2 separate regions of the Homo sapiens genome follow, and region 1 is linked to region 2. A link is an interaction called in ENCODE POLR2A ChIA-PET data of the cell type or tissue named here. Cell type or tissue: PC-9. All regions are shown on one strand. Links, peaks and the distances in the headings refer to the core of each region. The heading gives the core; the rest is flanking DNA. Region 1 has its middle 40 kb from the start of NFKBIA. Region 2 holds the start of LOC105370449 (a long non-coding RNA gene).

Evidence for each region. Peaks named below come from ENCODE experiments on the same cell type or tissue, not always from the same donor. Only the 100,000 strongest peaks of a DNase experiment are listed, where the experiment ranks them.
Region 1: POLR2A ChIA-PET joins it to region 2 with 10 read pairs; 2 of 35 experiments call an interaction of 5 or more read pairs at or near these places.

The regions. Positions count from the first base shown.
Region 1 is chr14:35,360,944-35,369,174 of GRCh38, forward strand. No RefSeq gene overlaps it. Among named protein-coding and RNA genes, the nearest start is that of NFKBIA, 40 kb to the right of the region's middle. RefSeq lists enhancers at 1-44, 6,384-6,973, 6,974-7,561, 7,562-8,150 and a silencer at 6,680-6,729. In PC-9, for the core only: no CTCF peak of the experiment used is centred there; a DNase peak (open chromatin) is centred at 4,728; H3K27ac peaks cover 1,254 bases.
Region 2 is chr14:34,551,975-34,560,205 of GRCh38, forward strand. LOC105370449 (a long non-coding RNA gene) reads right to left here and starts at 4,434. Exons shown (of 3, transcript XR_007064114.1): 1 at 2,725-4,434. It also overlaps the pseudogene RNU1-28P. RefSeq lists a silencer at 1,336-1,512 and enhancers at 3,569-4,126, 4,127-4,684, 4,371-4,601. In PC-9, for the core only: no CTCF peak of the experiment used is centred there; no DNase peak of the experiment used is centred there; H3K4me3 peaks cover 648 bases; H3K27ac peaks cover 505 bases.

The DNA.
Region 1 (8,231 bases), core at 1,679-6,678, 810 kb after region 2:
AGCTGCTTAAACAGCAAAACAGGGCCAGGCATGATGGCTCACACCTGTAATCCCAGCACTTTGCGAGGCTGAGCCAGGTGAATCACTTGAGGCCAGGAATTTAAGACCAGCCTGGGCAACATAGGGAGACCTCATCTCTATTTTAAAAAAAAAAACAAAAGGGTTTTTCAGGGAGATGCTTGGATTTTATCTGGAGAACCCAAAAGTCTAGATACCCACACACCTGGGCTAGTTTACTTCCAGCCCCGTTCCGGGAAAGGGGCTGAGCAAGAGACCTTCATGATTTGGTGGGAAGTTGAAGCGGGGCTGGGACCAGGGCTGTCATCCCAAAGTTACCACCTGAGACGGCCCTGCCTTGTAAATAGAGGGCAGGTGCAGATGGAGCTGGCAGCGTTCTAGTGGCCACATTTTAAAAATAGGTGAAACGGGCCAGGCACAGTGGCTCACGCCTATAATCCCAGCACTTTGGGAGTCTGAGATGGGTGGATCACCTGAGGTCAGGAGTTCGAGACCAGCCTGACCAACATGGTAAAACCCAGTCTCTAGTAAAATACAAAAATTAGCCAGGTGTGGTGGCAGGCGCCTGTAATCTCAGCTACTGGGGAGGCTGAGGCAGTAGAATCACCTGAACCCAGGAGGCAGAGGTTGCAGTGAGCCCAGATCATGCTACTGCACTCCAGCCTGGGTGAGAGTGAGACTCCCTCTCAAAAAATGAAAAATAAAAACAGGTGAAATGAATTCTAATCTATTTTGTTTAATAAAAAATAATTAAAAGATTATTTCAACATGTAATTGATGACAATGACTGTTACTTATTTTACAGTCCCTTTTCCTCACTGAGCCTTTGAAACCCAGTGTCTATTTTACATTTACAGTGAATCCCGTTTCAGACCATCCACATTTCGGTGCTCACTAGCATTATGTGGGCAGTGAACAGCACAGATCTAGAACTTTTATATCTCCTTTTCTTTTATTTTTTCTTTCTTTTTTTTTTCTTTTGAGATGCAGTTTTGCTCTTGTCACCCAGGCTGGAGTGCAATGGTGCAATCTCGGCTCACCGCAACCTCCGCCTCCCGGGTTCAAGCGAGTCTCCTGCCTCAGCCTCCCGAGTAGCTGGGATTACAGGCACGCGCCACCACAGCCAGCTAATTTTTTTTGTATTTTTAGTAGAGATGGGGTTTCACCATGTTGGTCAGGCTGGTCTCAAATTCCTGACCTCAGGTGATCTGCCCACCTCAGCCTCCCAAAGTTCTAGGATTACAGGCGTGAGCCACTGCGCCCGGAGTTCTTTTATTTTTTCTTTACTTTTCCCTTTTTTTCCCTTCCTTCCTTCTTCCCTCCTTCCCTTCTTTCTCCTTTTTTAGAAAATCAGATCATTCTTTAGAAATTGAGACAGATGTCTACCTGCCAACGACATTCACCCAGGCAGATGATGCTGGGAAACCTTATTTTCCAGAATTCTCTGCTTTCCTGTCGCTGCTCCCTCCTGGCACTTTTTGGGCTTCTGGCAGGCCACTGGTTAGCAGGGCACAAAGATCTCCCCTAGCACATTCAGCTTCCCACGGGCTCATCTGTCTCCATGGAATGGTGAGGGCAGGCTCACATGGGGCCTTCCTTCTTTTCCAGCAGTGGCTTCAGTATTTGCCAAGACTCCCCATGTCTTTTTCGTGCCTGGAGTTTCACTTTGCATGGGTGGCTGGTAGCCAGAAGGCCCTTCTACCTTGGAGAGTCCCTGCATCCATCTCTGGGCTTGAGGACAACTTTGAGCCCCAAAATCGGGCTCTCATAGAAGTAATTCCATTGTCACATGTCCTGCAGCAATCCTGGAACACCACTCTGGGAAATAAGCTCCTGGAAAAAAAATTGGGGAGGAATTTTGAGGAGGTGTGTAGTCCAGAAAGATTTGGAATGAAGTAATCTTTTAGGCATAAATTTACCAGAAGCCAGTATTTCTTTATTTGCATTTCCTTTCATTATCAAGCAAAGTAACACACACACACGCGCGCGCGCACACACACGCGCACACACGCACAGGCACGCACGCATGTACACATGCACGCACACGGACACATGCACACACACGCACACGCATATGGACACAACGCAGACATGCATGCACACACGTGCACGCACGCACACACACACTTGCACACACACACACGCACCCTGCTTGCAGTTATGCAATGGTTTGTGCAGTTGCTGTGAGCCCAGAAGCGCTTGTCTGAGTGTGCATATCCCTGGCTTCCTGCACTGAGGGCAACAGGAGGCAGTGGGAATTTCTCAAATGTTCACAAGAATGTCGAGAGGGCGTTCTGAGTAATCAAAACTCCTTGAACTTGTGGGAAAATGCAGTCCCAATTTCCTTTTCGAGACAATGGTCTTTGAAAGCTGTATGCCACGAGAGTTTTCGTTTGTTTATGGTTAGAGAATATGGTAAAATGCACGTCTGTGGAAGGCCCCAGGAGTGAGAAATCCTGCCACATGGATGGTGCGGCCCTAAGTGCAGGGCAAACTTGTATTCTCCAGCTGGCACTAATGCCTGCTGCATCGCTGACCCACTCAGCTTCAGTGTTTTGGCCATTAGTGTGATCAGCCTAACAAAACTCTTATGTCATTCTCGTTACCCTTTTCTCTCTTAGGAAGCCAACTCTCAGGGTCTTCCTCCGCTTCTGTTCTCTCATGCCCCTTGGTGGAGGCTCCCAGATGGACGCTCAGACACGGAAGGTCCAGGGAGATGCGTGGATCTGCCGCCATGTGGGTGGACCAAGCTGTTGCCTCCATTGGAAGCCTCTGTCCGGTGCCACATCCTCCCTGGGTTCCAGTCCCCACCTGCCAGGTTGACAATTAGGCAATTTGATTTACTAAGGAGAAGACAAAGAAAGAAAAGGAGAAATATTTCAAGAAAAAAAAGACTGTGAAAAAGAAAAAGTGAAAAAATAGGGAATATAGAAAAAAAAACCGCAATCAGGAGAGAGAAATAAAGAATTCCAGGATGATGAGTCTGGATGGAGAAAGCCTCCGTTTCCCCACTCCAGAAGTCTGAGCTGAGTGAACTCCTTAGCATTAAGGGAGGTGTCTCTATGGAGGACTGAATATGTCTTGCGAGAGGTGGGGCAGGTGGGATGGGGGGTGGGGTGGAGTGCTATCCCAGTTAAGCCTTTAGGTACTAGGTACCCAGGAGGTCTCATTAATTCTGGAATCATTTTGATATATTAGATACGCTCAAGGATGAGCTGTGTGCTGTTTCTCTTGCTGTACTATGTGGTCCAGATTCCAGACTCCAGAGCCCTTAGGCAAGCCCAGAACTGTCCCCACAATCTCTGGGTGGCAGCTGCCCCAATCATGGCTGTCCAACCTACAGGAGCAACTAAACATGGGATTCCCAGGCAGGGAGGAGATGCTGTAGGGTGGCGGAACCTGCAGCATGGATAGCCACCTACTCTGTCCTCTCTGTCAGGACAGCCTGACCGAGGCCCACAAGTGGCTGCTCACTCCTCCCGGCCTGACTGCACCAGTCTAGACTGGGCTCTTAGCATCTGTCACCTGGCCTTTGTTGTTTTAAGGAGCACAATAATAATAACAATAATTTAAAAAAAAAAAAACTCTTTTGGCTGGGTGTGGTGGCTCACACCTGTTATCCTAGCACTTTGGGAGGCCGAGGTGGGCAGATCACTTGAGGCCAGGAGTTTGAGACCATCCTGGCCAACATGGTGAAACCCTGTCTCTACTAAAAATACAAAAATTAGCTGGGTGTGGAGACAGATGCCTAAAATCCCAGCTACAGATTCTGTCTCCAGAAAAAAAAAAAAAAAAAAAGCCAGGTATGATGGCGCACCACCATAGTCCTAGCTACTCAGAAGGCTGAGGCACAAGAGTCGTTTGAACTCTGGAGGCAGAGGTTGCAATGAGCCAAGATCGCACCACTGCACTCCAGCCTGGATGACAGAGCAAGACTCTGTCTCAAAAAATAAATGAATAAAGATTAAAAAGAAATAAAAAACTATTTTGAGCCAGGCATAGTGGCTCATGCCTGTAATCCCAGCACTTTGGGAGGCTGAGGTGGGAGGATCACTTGAAGCCAAGAGTTCGAGACCATCCTGGGCAACATAGTGAGACTCTGTCTCAATAAATAAAAAAATAAATAAATAAATGAAACTCCTTTGAGGATCTCAACCAACATGAGCTGTTTGTAATTCCAGAAATAGCCCGGACACTGAGTGGCCCTACCCCCTCAAAGGATTCCAGGACAGCTCCCACCTTCTTAGAGGGATGTGGAGGGAGAGCCGGCCCTGGGCATGTGACTTCTGTGCCCTCAGCCGCTGTTGGCTCACTCTGAGGAGGTCCAGCCTCCCTCCCATGGGTCACACAAGCATCTCTCCTCTTCCCCGAGGAGCAAGAACACAGGGAACGTCTACATCGAAAGGAGGAGCTTTAGGGTTTTGTGCCAGCTTCACTTCATTTCTTCTGCTGTTGGTTCATTCATCTAACAGAATTTATTGAAGTCCTAAGGGGTGGGGACACAGAACTGAACTCTCCTGGTCCTGGCCCTGAGGGGCCCCTGCCTGGACGGCTTGAACCCGGGAGGGCCAGGCCCACCTCCCGTGGGGCCCGTTTTCCCCTCTGGGAGGTGGGCAGCCTCACTCAGAAAAGTGCTTGTAGAGCAGTTTCACCCCTTTGTGAATGAGCTTCGGCAAGCACAGGGGTGAGTCACGGCCTTGGTGACACAGAACACATGACTTCGAATTGCCCAGAAGTATGACTGGTGCCCTGGCCTGTGCTTCCCCACCCTGAGGGGGAGGCCACTGTCAGCTCAGAACAAGGGATCCAAAGATGACCTTTCTTGTTTTCCAAAGACCTGCTGTCAGCTGAGGCCTTTCAAGGCCCTGTATATCCATGGTGAATTCCTGGAAGGCAGCTTGAAGTAACCACTGAATGGGTTTGGTTTCTTTTTTTTTTTAATTATCTAAGCAAAGCACCTTTCTCCAAAAAGAGCAAATTCACTTGTGGGTCACTTCCTGTGGGAAGATGGAAAATGTTCTTACTTGGGAGTAGATGGGGAGAGCAGGCCCAGCTCCAATAGCTTGCTGGTGCCACTGAGATTCTTGAGCCTGGAGGATCCTGGCTGACTTGCTCCAGACCTGGCGGAGGGTCTGTCTCAGTCACGGTTCTCCCCAGCGATGACCGAGAACTGGTCCCAGTTCCTGACATGCTGTGGGTCCAGTGTGACCCACAATCTGCCTGGCCCATCCCCTCGGCGGGCGCACCTCTCCTAGTGTAGGATGAAGCATAAATGGCAGAAACCAGCAGGCGCCGCTTCTGTGTCCACCGAGTCAGCTGGGATCCATGCAGCTGGTGGCTTGTCGGTGGCAGGCCAAGGCCTGAGTCATGTCCCCGTCACAGCCTTCAGTGGAGGGCTGACCCACAGAGGAAATTACACAGCACTCTGTGGCCCATGATGGAGTCAGGGGCTTTTCCAAGGGCATCAACTGGGAAGGCAGAAAGAAGTCATCACCCACGCTGGAGTCTAAGGCTTGGGGACCCCCACTTACTCCAGGGGAGAAGGCCTGGTGACCTCGGGGACAGCGAGGCCTGTGCAAACCTCTTCCACAGCCCTCCACTGGCCAGCAGGGTGCCCACAGTCCCGACCCCTCTGTGACAGCGCTGCATGCTCACCGAGCCAGCCTTGCCCCACATGGTTCCTTGGGCTGCAGCCAGAAGTCCATCCGCAGCCTTTTACCCAGATCCACACCAGCCCCAACCCTCAGTCAGAAAACACAGCACCTCCAATGGAGCCAGAGGCCACCCCTCTCAGATAGCTGTGTGACTCTGGCAACTAAATTCAACTCTGTGGGCATCAGTCTCTTCATCTGTAAAATGGGTCTTGAACACGGGGCTTCAGTCTCTTCATCTATAAAATGGGTCTTGAACACCTACCTGACCAACTTGTGGTGAAGATGAAATGAAACTATGCAAAGGCCTGGCATAGAGCCGGCACACAGTGGGTTCTCTGTACATGGTCCTCGCTCTCAGCCTGCTCTGTTGCAAAATCCAGGTTGGCACTACCCCCCAGGGCTCAGCCCTCAGCGTTATCCCTTTCCTTCCCCATACCCAGTCTCCCAACCCTTCGTGCAAGTGTGTGGTGGAGGAGACCGAAGCTCCACATCCAAATGGAGGGGTTGACTCCTCTGTAGTGAGGGGTCAGCCTAGCTTGAGTCACTGGGAGACTGTCTTCCAGCCTCCCCTTGCCCACCCCAGACCTGACATCCCAGGGCCACCCTGCAGGGAGCCTGAGGTGGAGGGGCCTGGCTACCTGTCTGCAAATGTGGAGCCGGGGGAGGTTGGTTGGCAGAAAGGAGGGAGAAGTGACGAGGCGCCCCAGGCCCTGTGCCTGGAGTCAGAAGGGCCAGCTCTGGGAGAACCTTCACCCTCGTGGAGACTTTGCCTCAGAATGTTTGCCTGGAACCCAGCCCACCAGGGCTGACACCTGAGGCTGAGGCTGCCCTGTCATGCCCCTTCCACACCAGGGGCTCTGTGCTGGGATTGCTGTGGCCAGTTACGGGGAGGCCTGCAAGTTTGGGCAGCCGAGGTCATGCCTCTCAAAGAGGAGCCGGATGAATATATCAAGTAAATGTGCATTTCAGCTTGTGGTAGGGCCAGACACAGCTGTGTGTGTGTGTGTGTGTGTGTGTGTGTGTGTGTGTGTGTGTAAGGGGAGCAACATTCACTGTGCACCTACCATGTGGCAAGCTAGTGCTAGGCCCTGTACTTGTACTATTTCATTTAATGAGTTTAATTTGCATGGCTGCTTCTGTGGCATTCCAGAGTGGCTTTTCACACTTTCTTTGGCTGGGGTGGGGGTGGGGAGAACTGTATTTCTATTTTTATCTTCCCATGGTGGGGTGCTCTGCTCATGGGGCCCCTTATCTCCCCCGGCACTTTCCCCTACATCCGGCTGCAACTAGAAGCTTTCGGTATGCAAAGGGAACTTGCAGCTTCACAACAGCCCCCTCACCCGCCTCCTCCCAGCCCTGCATGGGGGTCAGGCCACCTCTTCCCCAGGAGGACCCTTCTTCTCTTCTGGGCTGGATGGAGGCAGGATCTGTGCTTCTCCCTCAAACCTGGGAACCAACTGGGAGGGACATCTTCTCCTTTCACCCTCTTGCCCCAGCAGCTCAGGGGTTCATTTGGATGAATGGGCCCTGCCTGTAGCAGCCTGGCATGGGGGCAAACCAGGACTCCACATGGCTGAGGAGCTCCCCGGGCCCCTGCACTCCATTGGGTTGACTTATTTTAACCCATTGCACTCCCAGCTGAGCTTTAGAGGGCAAGGTTTGGGGTTAGTGGGTAGCCTTGGGGTTGGAGGTGCAGTCCCGCATAGTGACTTGACATCTAGGAAGAGCTCATTGTTCTGAATGTGATCTTTACAACCACCCTGAGGCTGGTCCCTAAAGCTATGCTCTGGAAATGAGTCCAAGTGTCCCCAGTCTGTTTTCCTCATTCCTCTGCTTACAAACAAAGGTGCACTTTTACTTGGTAGGTACAGTTGTGGGTAGTTTATTTGATTTTGCAAAAGCAAAACTCTTTGTAATATTTTATGATGTTGGGATGCGAAGTGCGTTTATTCTCATTTCTTTTTCTTTTGTTTCTCCCCTCACCCCAGAGAGGTGAATAGTCTCATTTTTAAGCAATGTGCAGATACTGGTGCCTTTCTTCAGCTGGAACTGTGTACAAAAGTGGCCCGGAGAAGGATCAATGACAGGCAGCTTAAATTTCTAAGGGGTGTCAGGGTGGAACGTGTGATTCAGAGCTTGCACCCACTCCAGGGGCTTTCCTGGACAGAGGGGCTGGGCTGCCCAGGCCTCCTGGGTGACCGCGGGGGCAGGAGAGCAAATGCCTGGGGACGCCCTCCCAGACTCTGCCAGAAAGAAGCCCGCAAACCCAGCGAGGGGCAGGGCGGCTGGGGTGAGATTTTTTAACTCTTGAGATATCGGAATACAGCTATTTTTCATACGGTTATCTCTAAATTGCAAAGACAAAAGAAAACCACTTAAACATCAGCTAGCTGTGCCAGACATTTGTCCCTCTGGCCACGTCTTGGGGACAGCGGCGCTGCGGCTCTGGCCCGTGGGATCCTGGTTGGGCTCAGCCCCGGGGAAAACGCTGCAGAGATGGGCGGCGGAGGGTGAGCCGAGGTCCGGGTTTATTTCCTGGACTCCCTGTGGGCTCTTCAC
Region 2 (8,231 bases), core at 1,090-6,089:
GAGAACTCAATTTGATGGAATAAAACCGGTTATACAACAATTAAACAACAAAACCAACAACAAAAAAATAGGAGCTTATTTAAAAAGGGCACTTGTGGCCGGGTGCGGTGGCTCAAGCCTGTAATCCCAGCAACTTTGGGAGGCTGAGGCAGGAGGACCACTTGAAACCAGGAGTTTGAGATTAGCCTGGGCAACATAGGGAAACCTGTCTCTATTTTAAAAAAAATAATAGTAATCGAAGAAGAGGAGAAAGAAAAATTAAGGCCGGGGGTGCTGGCTCATGCCTGTAATCCCAGCACTTTGGGAGGCCGAGACAGGTGGATCACTTGAGGTCAGGAGTTCGAGACCAGCCTGTCCAACACGGTGAAACCCCATCTCTACTAAAAATACAAAAATTAGCTGGGCATGGTGCCGCGTGCCTGTAATCCCAGCTACTCGGGAGGCTGAGGCAGGAGAATCGCTTCAATCGGGGAGGCGGAGGCCGCAGTGAGCCGAGATCGCGCCACTGCACTCCAGCCTGGGCGACAGAGTAAAAACTCCGTCTCAAAAAGAAAAAAAAGAAGAAAAAGAAAAGAAAAGAAAAGAAAACTGAGGCTGCGAGTTTTCGCCCACTGACGTTAAGTGCGAAACCACCTCAGTAAGAAATCGTGGTAACTTTTGTTTGTCGTGTCTTCCTGAGTAAAAGTGACATGAACCACCTCAGAATATCTATCTAGTAGCCGAATGTAGTGACGCTGGAAGGAAAACTCAAGAGTCTTGAGTTTGAAGAAAGGAAGCCGGGTCCTCTTCAGTGGCAGCCACGCGGCGCCCCTCCCGGGAGCCCCAGAGTAGGGATCAGACGCCGTTCAGCCTTCTCCCCGCGGCACTGGAGCTTCCCCTCCCCGCCCCCGCACACAGGGTGGCCCCACAAAGTACCCTCTGGTCATTTCTGACTTGGACTCAAGAAATTGCCCGTTTTGTGATCAAAGAGGATAACCCGATAGGGGGCGGTGGCTCACGCCTGTCATCCCAGCACTTTGGAAGGCCAAGGTGGGCGGATCGCTTGAGCCCAGGAGTTCCAGACCAGCCTGGCCAACATGGCGAGACCCCTTCTCTACAAAAAATACAAAAATTAGCCGGGCGTTGGTGGCGCGCGCCCCTGTTGTTCCAGCTACTCGGGAGGCTGAGGCGGGAGGATCGCTTGAACCCCGGAGGCGGAGGTTGCAGTGAGCCGAGATGGCGGCGCCGCATTCCAGCCTGGGCGACAGAGCGAGTCAAAAAGCAACAACAAAAAAAGATAACCCTGCACCGCGCCCTGGGTGAACCCTGGCTCCTGGCTCCTTTCTAAATATTCTGATTTCCTCTTGGATGACATTAAGAATTAGTCCATTCAGACCGGGCGCGGTGGCTCACGCCTGTAATCCCAGCACTTTGGGAGGCCGAGTCGGTTGGATCACTTGAGGTCAGGAGTTCGAGACCAGCCTGGCCAACATGGCGAAACCCCGTGTCTACTAAAAATACAAAAAATTAGCCGGGCGTGGTGGCGCGCACGCCTGTTGTCCCAGCTACTCGGGAGGCTGAGGCAGGAGAATCCCTTGAACCCGGGAGGCGGAGGTTGCAGTGAGCCGAGATCGCGCCACCGCACTCCAGCTTGGGTGACAGCGAGACTTAGTTTCAATAAAAATAAATAAATAAATAAATAAATAAGGCCGGGCGCGGTGGCTCACGCCTGTAATCCCAGCACTTTGGGAGGCTGAGGCGGGCAGATCACGAGGTCAGGAGATCGAGACCATCCTGGATGACACGGTGAAACCCTGTGTCTCCTAAGAACACAAAAAAATTAGCCGGGCGTGGTGGCAGGCGCCTGTAGTCCCAGCTACTCGGGAGGCTGAGGCAGGAGAATGGCGTGAACCCGGGAGGCGGAGCTTGCAGTGAGCCGAGATCGCGCCACTGCACTTCAGCCTGGGCGACAGAGCGAGACTCCGTCTCAAATAAATAATAAATAAATAAATACTTAATAACAATAAAGAAGAATTCGTCCATTCAACAACCGTTCACTGAGCGCATAGCCTGTGCCCAGACACTGTTCCAGGCCTCTGGGAGCAAAAAGGCCTCGGTGCCCGTATTCTAGTTAGACAACGAGAAGCGCGGGGAGGTGGGGGGCGGGGGTGGGAGAGAGAAAATCTACACCGGGCTGCATAGGTAAATTCGTAGGTTAGGTGCTAAGTGCTTTGAAAAAGCAAACAAACACAGGGAAAGTGAGATAAGGAGTTGCGGCAAGGGGCAGGTGGCTGTGTTAAATCGAGTGGTTGGAAGAAGCTGCTATGAGAAGGTACCGTATGAGCAAAGGACTTGAAGCAGGTGAAGGGAGTTGGTCACGGGGCATCCCCAGCACAAACATCAGCTACAGCAAAGGCCCAGGTAGGACTGGGTTTGGCGAACAGCAAGGAGGCCCTGTGTCGGGAGCAAAATTAAAGAGAGTTGTATGAAATGTCAGTCACAGAGGTGACTGGGTGGGGGTAAGATCATGAGGGTCTTGTAGACACCACAGTAAAGCTTTAAATCTGGGTGAACCAGGTTTTGAGCAGAGGTGTGGCATGTTCTGATAAAAAAATGAAATGAAGTGAAAAGCAGGGAGACCAATCAGGAGACTTGCCAATCCAGGCAAGATGATGTTGGCTCAAACCAGGTTAAACCACTGGGTAAATACAAGGGGCAGGGGTGTGAGAAAAATAAGGTGCTTACCCCCAACTTGCCTTTTTCTGATGCCTGTAACAACGATCACATTCTCCTCAAGCGAGAAGGGGCTGAAGAGGCTGACAGAGGTCGAGGGTGTGGACTAGTGGATCCTCCCACTGGGCTCAGGGACTAGTTTTGTAGCTCTCACCCAGGAGCTCGAGCAAATGGTATTAAGTGCTGATGAAGCTGAGCAGGGAGGATTTGCAACTCTGTGATTTCTCTGTAGGAAAGACACAGTATTAATCTCCCCTGGGCTCAGAGCTAGAACCTGGGCACCTGATGTCAATAGATTAATCCAACAAATATATTGAAAGCCAGGCAGCTTTCTAGTCACCTGTGGATGGAAGCAGTCAACAAAATAGGCAAGAATCGCTGACCTGGAGCTTACATTCCAAGTGGGTGACGTTAGATAGAAAACTAAAACATACAGCACGTTCGATCAGTGCTTCTTAAACTTCACTGTGGACAGAATGCACATTCGGACTCAGCAGATACAGCAAAGGTGGGGCCTAAGAGTCTGCACTCTTTAATTAATTAATTTATTTATTTATTTATTTTTGAGACGGAGTCTTGCTCTGTTGCCCAGGCTGGAGTGCAATGGCGCGATCTCGGCTCACCGCAACCTCCGCCTCCCGGGTTCAAGCAATTCTCATGGCTCAGCCTCTGGAGCAGGTGGAATTACAGGCACGCGCCACGCCGCCTGGCTAATTTTTGTATTTTTAGTAGAGACGGGGGTTTCACCATGTTGCCCAGGTTGGTCTCGAACTTCCTGACCTCAAGTGATCCGCTCGCCTCGCCCTCTCAAAGTGCTGGGATTACAGGCGTGAGCCACCGCGCGCGGCCCATGAAAAGCCTTTCTACCTGGCTTTTCTGACCAGTCTTGCGTGGTCTCCCAAGGCCGTTAGCGAGGACCCAAAGTCTCCTGTTCTTGAGGGCCTTGTAGTCCGGCCTTCACTGTCATGCATGACACGCCTGCTTCTCTGGGAGTGGGATGACTCCGTTCTAGTCCTTCCAGAAGACGCTGCTGCCAACAAGCCCAGCAGCTGCCTGGGTGGGATCAGCAGCTCCCGCGGACTCGATCTCCCCCTGGGTGGGGAACTCAACCCCGACAGGTCCTTCCTAAACCTCTAAGCCGGATACTTCCCTGGACCAGGATTAATTGCCCGCCCCGTACGTATTCTGTCGTTTCTGCCAGCGGTTACCAAGACCCTGGGATATTTTCCCCAGGGAAGAGAAAGCAGTTCTGGCTTTTTCCTCTACACACCCCAAACTTGCAGGAAAAACGCGGCTTTGGCCTGGAGAAAGCACGAGATCGTGACGTTTTCACGACAATACCCTGGAGAACATAAACCCACAGTATAATTGGCGCGTTACTAAAGGATCCCCCGCGGGGTGAGAAAAAAGCAGCAATCGCCCTACCCCCACAAAAACGTGAAAACGAAAGCGAACTGCCCAGCAGCCCGTGTTTTGAACACCACACATCCAGACCCAGCGCCGATCATAATAACAGCTACCTTTCAACTTCCAGTAAGGCAGGGGAAAGCGCGAACGCAGTCCCCCACTACCACAAATTATGCAGTCGAGTTTCCCACATTTGGGGAAATCGCAGGGGTCAGCACATCCGGAGTGCAATGGATAAGCCTCGCCCTGGGAAAACCACCTTCGTGATCATGGTATCTCCCCTGCCAGGTAAGTATGGACTGGCCGTGCGGCTTCCTCTCATACCCTCGCGCCCACCACACTCTCAACACACGGTCACTTCTCTCGTGCGGCCCCAGCCCCCTCACCCTCTCCAGCCCCCTCGCTCCACCGTTGCCGCTAGGGGAAGACACCCCGACAGCACTCGGATATCGCGCGCGGGACATGGGGTCCCAGGCCGAGCGTGACCGGCAGCCTCCGCGCGCCGTGCTCATCTGCATACGCCACGCCCTTGCCGGGGTCGTCCCCGGCGCTCCGGTCTCTCCCGCTCCCGGACCGGGGACCTACCGACGGCGTGGGACAGGCCTGGGTGTCTCCGGGGCTGGTTGGGCGCAAGTGGGCGCGCGGCCGGGAGTCTGGGACCTGAAAGGGAGGCCTGAGAGGACGAGAGAGTGCCAGAGAGAGAGAGAGAGACAGTGACAGAGAGAAGAGAGAGACAGAAAGACAGTGACAGAGAGAAGAGAGAGAGAGAGACAGGAGAGAGGGGAGAGAGAAGACAGAGAGAGAGAGAGAGAGAGAGAGACAGTGACAGAGGGAAGATAGAGAGAGAGAGAAGGAAGAAAAGAGGGGGAGAGAGAGCGAGCGAGCGAGCGAGCGAGCGAAAGAGAGTTTGCGGCCCCACCGCCCAGTCCCCAAGGGATCTAGCGTCTGGGCCGGGCAGGGCTCGGGTTTGGGCTCACCTTCCTTTCAGCAAAAAGCAAGTTTCGGCCCCTTCTCTTCTCGCCAGCCCAACAGAAGTCTTCCCCACAGGGCACAACTATTATGAGGTTCGCCTCCTCCCCCCGGTTAAACATTAAGCACTAAGATTTCCCCAAGCAGCTTGACAGAACATCGTTTTCCTTGAGCATCTTCCCTGGTAGGCCTGTCAGAAACGGCTGTAACTAACATAGGCGGCGACGAAACCTAGGAAAACCTAAAGGAGGGGGGCCGGGTGGAGTCGGGGGGGAATCAAGCCTCTTACTTTGAGGGAAAAAAAAATCAGGACAAAGTACAAAGTTGTCCACTATGCAAACCGTGCACCGGTCGAGTTAAGTGTATAACGCTGGACAACAAACCATTTTTGAACACTTGGGAAAATCTGTAAATACACTATTATTATTATTGTATTCTTCTTCTTCTTCTTCTTCTTCTTCTTCTTCTTCTTCTTCTTCTTCTTCTTCTTCTTATGTGAGACGGAGTTTCGCTCTTGTTGTCCAGGCTGGAGTGCAATGGCGCGATCTCGGCTCACCGCAACCTCCGCCTCCCGGGTTCAAGCGATTCTCTTGCCTCAGCCTCCCGAGTAGCTGGGATTACGGGCATGCGCCACCACGCCCGGCTAATTTTGTATTTTTAGTAGACACGGGATTTCTCCATGTTGGTCAGGCTGGTCTCGAACTCCCGACCTCAGGTGATCTGCCCACCTCAGCCTCTCAAAGTGTTGGGATTACAGGCGTGAAGCACCACGTCCAGCCACTGTTATGTTTTATAGTCAACTCACACGATCTGAGATATTCTATGTAATCTGTTCAACCTTCGTTTTATGCTTAGATGGTGAGTCGTCCTCGATTTTTTTTTTTTTTCTGAGACGGAATCTCGCTCAGCCGCCCAGGCTGGAGTGCAGTGGCGTGATCTCGGCTCACTGCAACCACCGTCTCCCGGGTTCAAGCGATTCTCCCGTCTCAGCCTCCCGAGTAGCTGGGATTACAGGCATCCGCCATCATGCCCGGCTAATTTTTGTATTTTAGTGGACCAGGCTGGTCTTGAACTTCTGACCTCAGGTGATCCGCCCGCCTCGGCCTCCCAAAGTGCTAGGGTTACAGGCGTGAGAGCAACCGCGCCCAGCCGATTTTTTTGGACAGTAGCCTGAGAAGTTTCTTATCTTTACTACTTCTCCCATCGAGAAGTAGAGTCCAATTCCCCTCTCCTTGGATCTGGTTTGGCCTTAGTGACTACCTTGCACAACGGCATGTGGCAGAAGTGATGTCCAGGGTCTCCCGAGGCTGGGTCGGAGGCATCCTTACAGCTCCCATCTGGGTCTACCGGAATCGTCTTGGAGGTTTGCGCCGCCATGGAAGAAGGCTGACTACGCAGGCTGCCGTGTCGTGAGGAAGCCCGAGGCTTTGTGGAGAGAAATGCATGGAAACGGTTTCAGTCCCCAGCCGAGACCCTAGGCATCAGGGAGCAGAACATCAAAACTGCGGACTTGGGATACAAATGAATGATCACTGTTGTTGCAAAGCCCTTACGTTTTGAGGGTGGTCTTTTCGTGAAGCAATAGAGAAACGGAACGGGGAGACGGACAGTGAGCAGACAAGCAATAATACGAAGCAGAAGGGGGAAAAACGTGGACCAAGGGATAGAGAAGAGGGCATGGAGAGAAAAGGCTGGGGTTGAGGGCTTAACATATTAGACAAGGGGGTCACGGAAAGCCTCCCTGCTTCTCTCTGTTTGCTCCAAACTCTTGCTTCTCTTTGCTTGCTCAGCATCAGCGCATAGCGCATAGAACCCCCAAAGGCCACCCCACAATGGCAGCCTCAGCCCCAGAATTTACGTGTCCTGTTACAAGTCCTAGGGCCACAACAAACTCTCTGGACTCATTTGATTTTCTTCTAATGTTTTATACACACACACACACACACACACACACACACACACACACACACACACACATATATATATGTATTTTTTTTTTTTGAGACGGCGTCTCACTCTGTCAGCAGGCTGGAGAGCGGTGGCGCAATCTCGGCTCACTGCAACCTCCGTCTCCCGGGTTCAAGTGATTCTCCCGCCTCAGCCTCCCAAGTAGCTGGGACTACAGGTGCTCGCCACCACGCCTGGCTAATTTTTGTGTTTTCAGTAGAGACGGGGGTTTCACCATATTGGCCAGGATGGTCTCCATCTCCTGACCTCGTGATTTGCCCTCCTCGGCCTCCCAAAGTGCTGGGATTACAGGTGTGAGCCACCGCACCCGGCCTCTCATGTAAAATAATTAAAAAAAAAAAAATTCTGGGCCGGGCGCGGTGGCTGACGCCTGTAATCCCAGCACTTTGGGAGGCCAAGGCGGGCGGATAACCTGAGGTCAGGAGCTCAAGACCAGCCTGGCCAACATGGTGAAACCCCGTCTCTACTAAAAAATACAAAAATTAGCTGGGCATGATGGCGGGTTCCTGTAATCCCAGCTACTCCGGAGGCTGAGGCGGGAGAAAAACTTGAACCCAGGAGGCGGAGGTTGTAATGAGCCGAGATCGCGACATTGCACTCCAGCCTGGACGACAGAGTGAGACTCCGTCACAAAAAACAAAAAACAAAACAAGAACCAAAAAAAACACATAAAAAACAAACAACAACAACAACAAACGAAACCTCTAATCACAGGTCAGTTTTACTGTTTCTCAGGTCCAGACTCGTTCTGTGCTGTTGGCAGGGTATCCTGCAGTGGCCACTCCTGTCTTACTAACAGACCCTGATTTTGTCCACAGGATCAACACACCCAGCTAAAACAGCTCAACTTCCTCATCACACAACACAGTTCTGGCCAGTTAGACACACGTCCCCGGAAAGGGCATCTCCAGGAGAATAAAAAGGCCAAGCCACTTTTTGAAGAAAGTCTTTGTCCCTACCCCCTTTTTCTACCTGGAAGTCAGACTCAGGCCTGGAGTGTAGCGGCCGCCTTGGTACCTGGAAGCAACAATCATGGCCGGGAGACCTTACACCTGGCATGGTAGAGCAGACGGAGGAGGGGCCGCCTGGTGAATAGCCTGGCCAACAGCCCCAAACTGCTACCCCTTAAATTCTGGGTAGGTGAGAAAAATAAGTCCTGTCTAAGCTGCTCATTG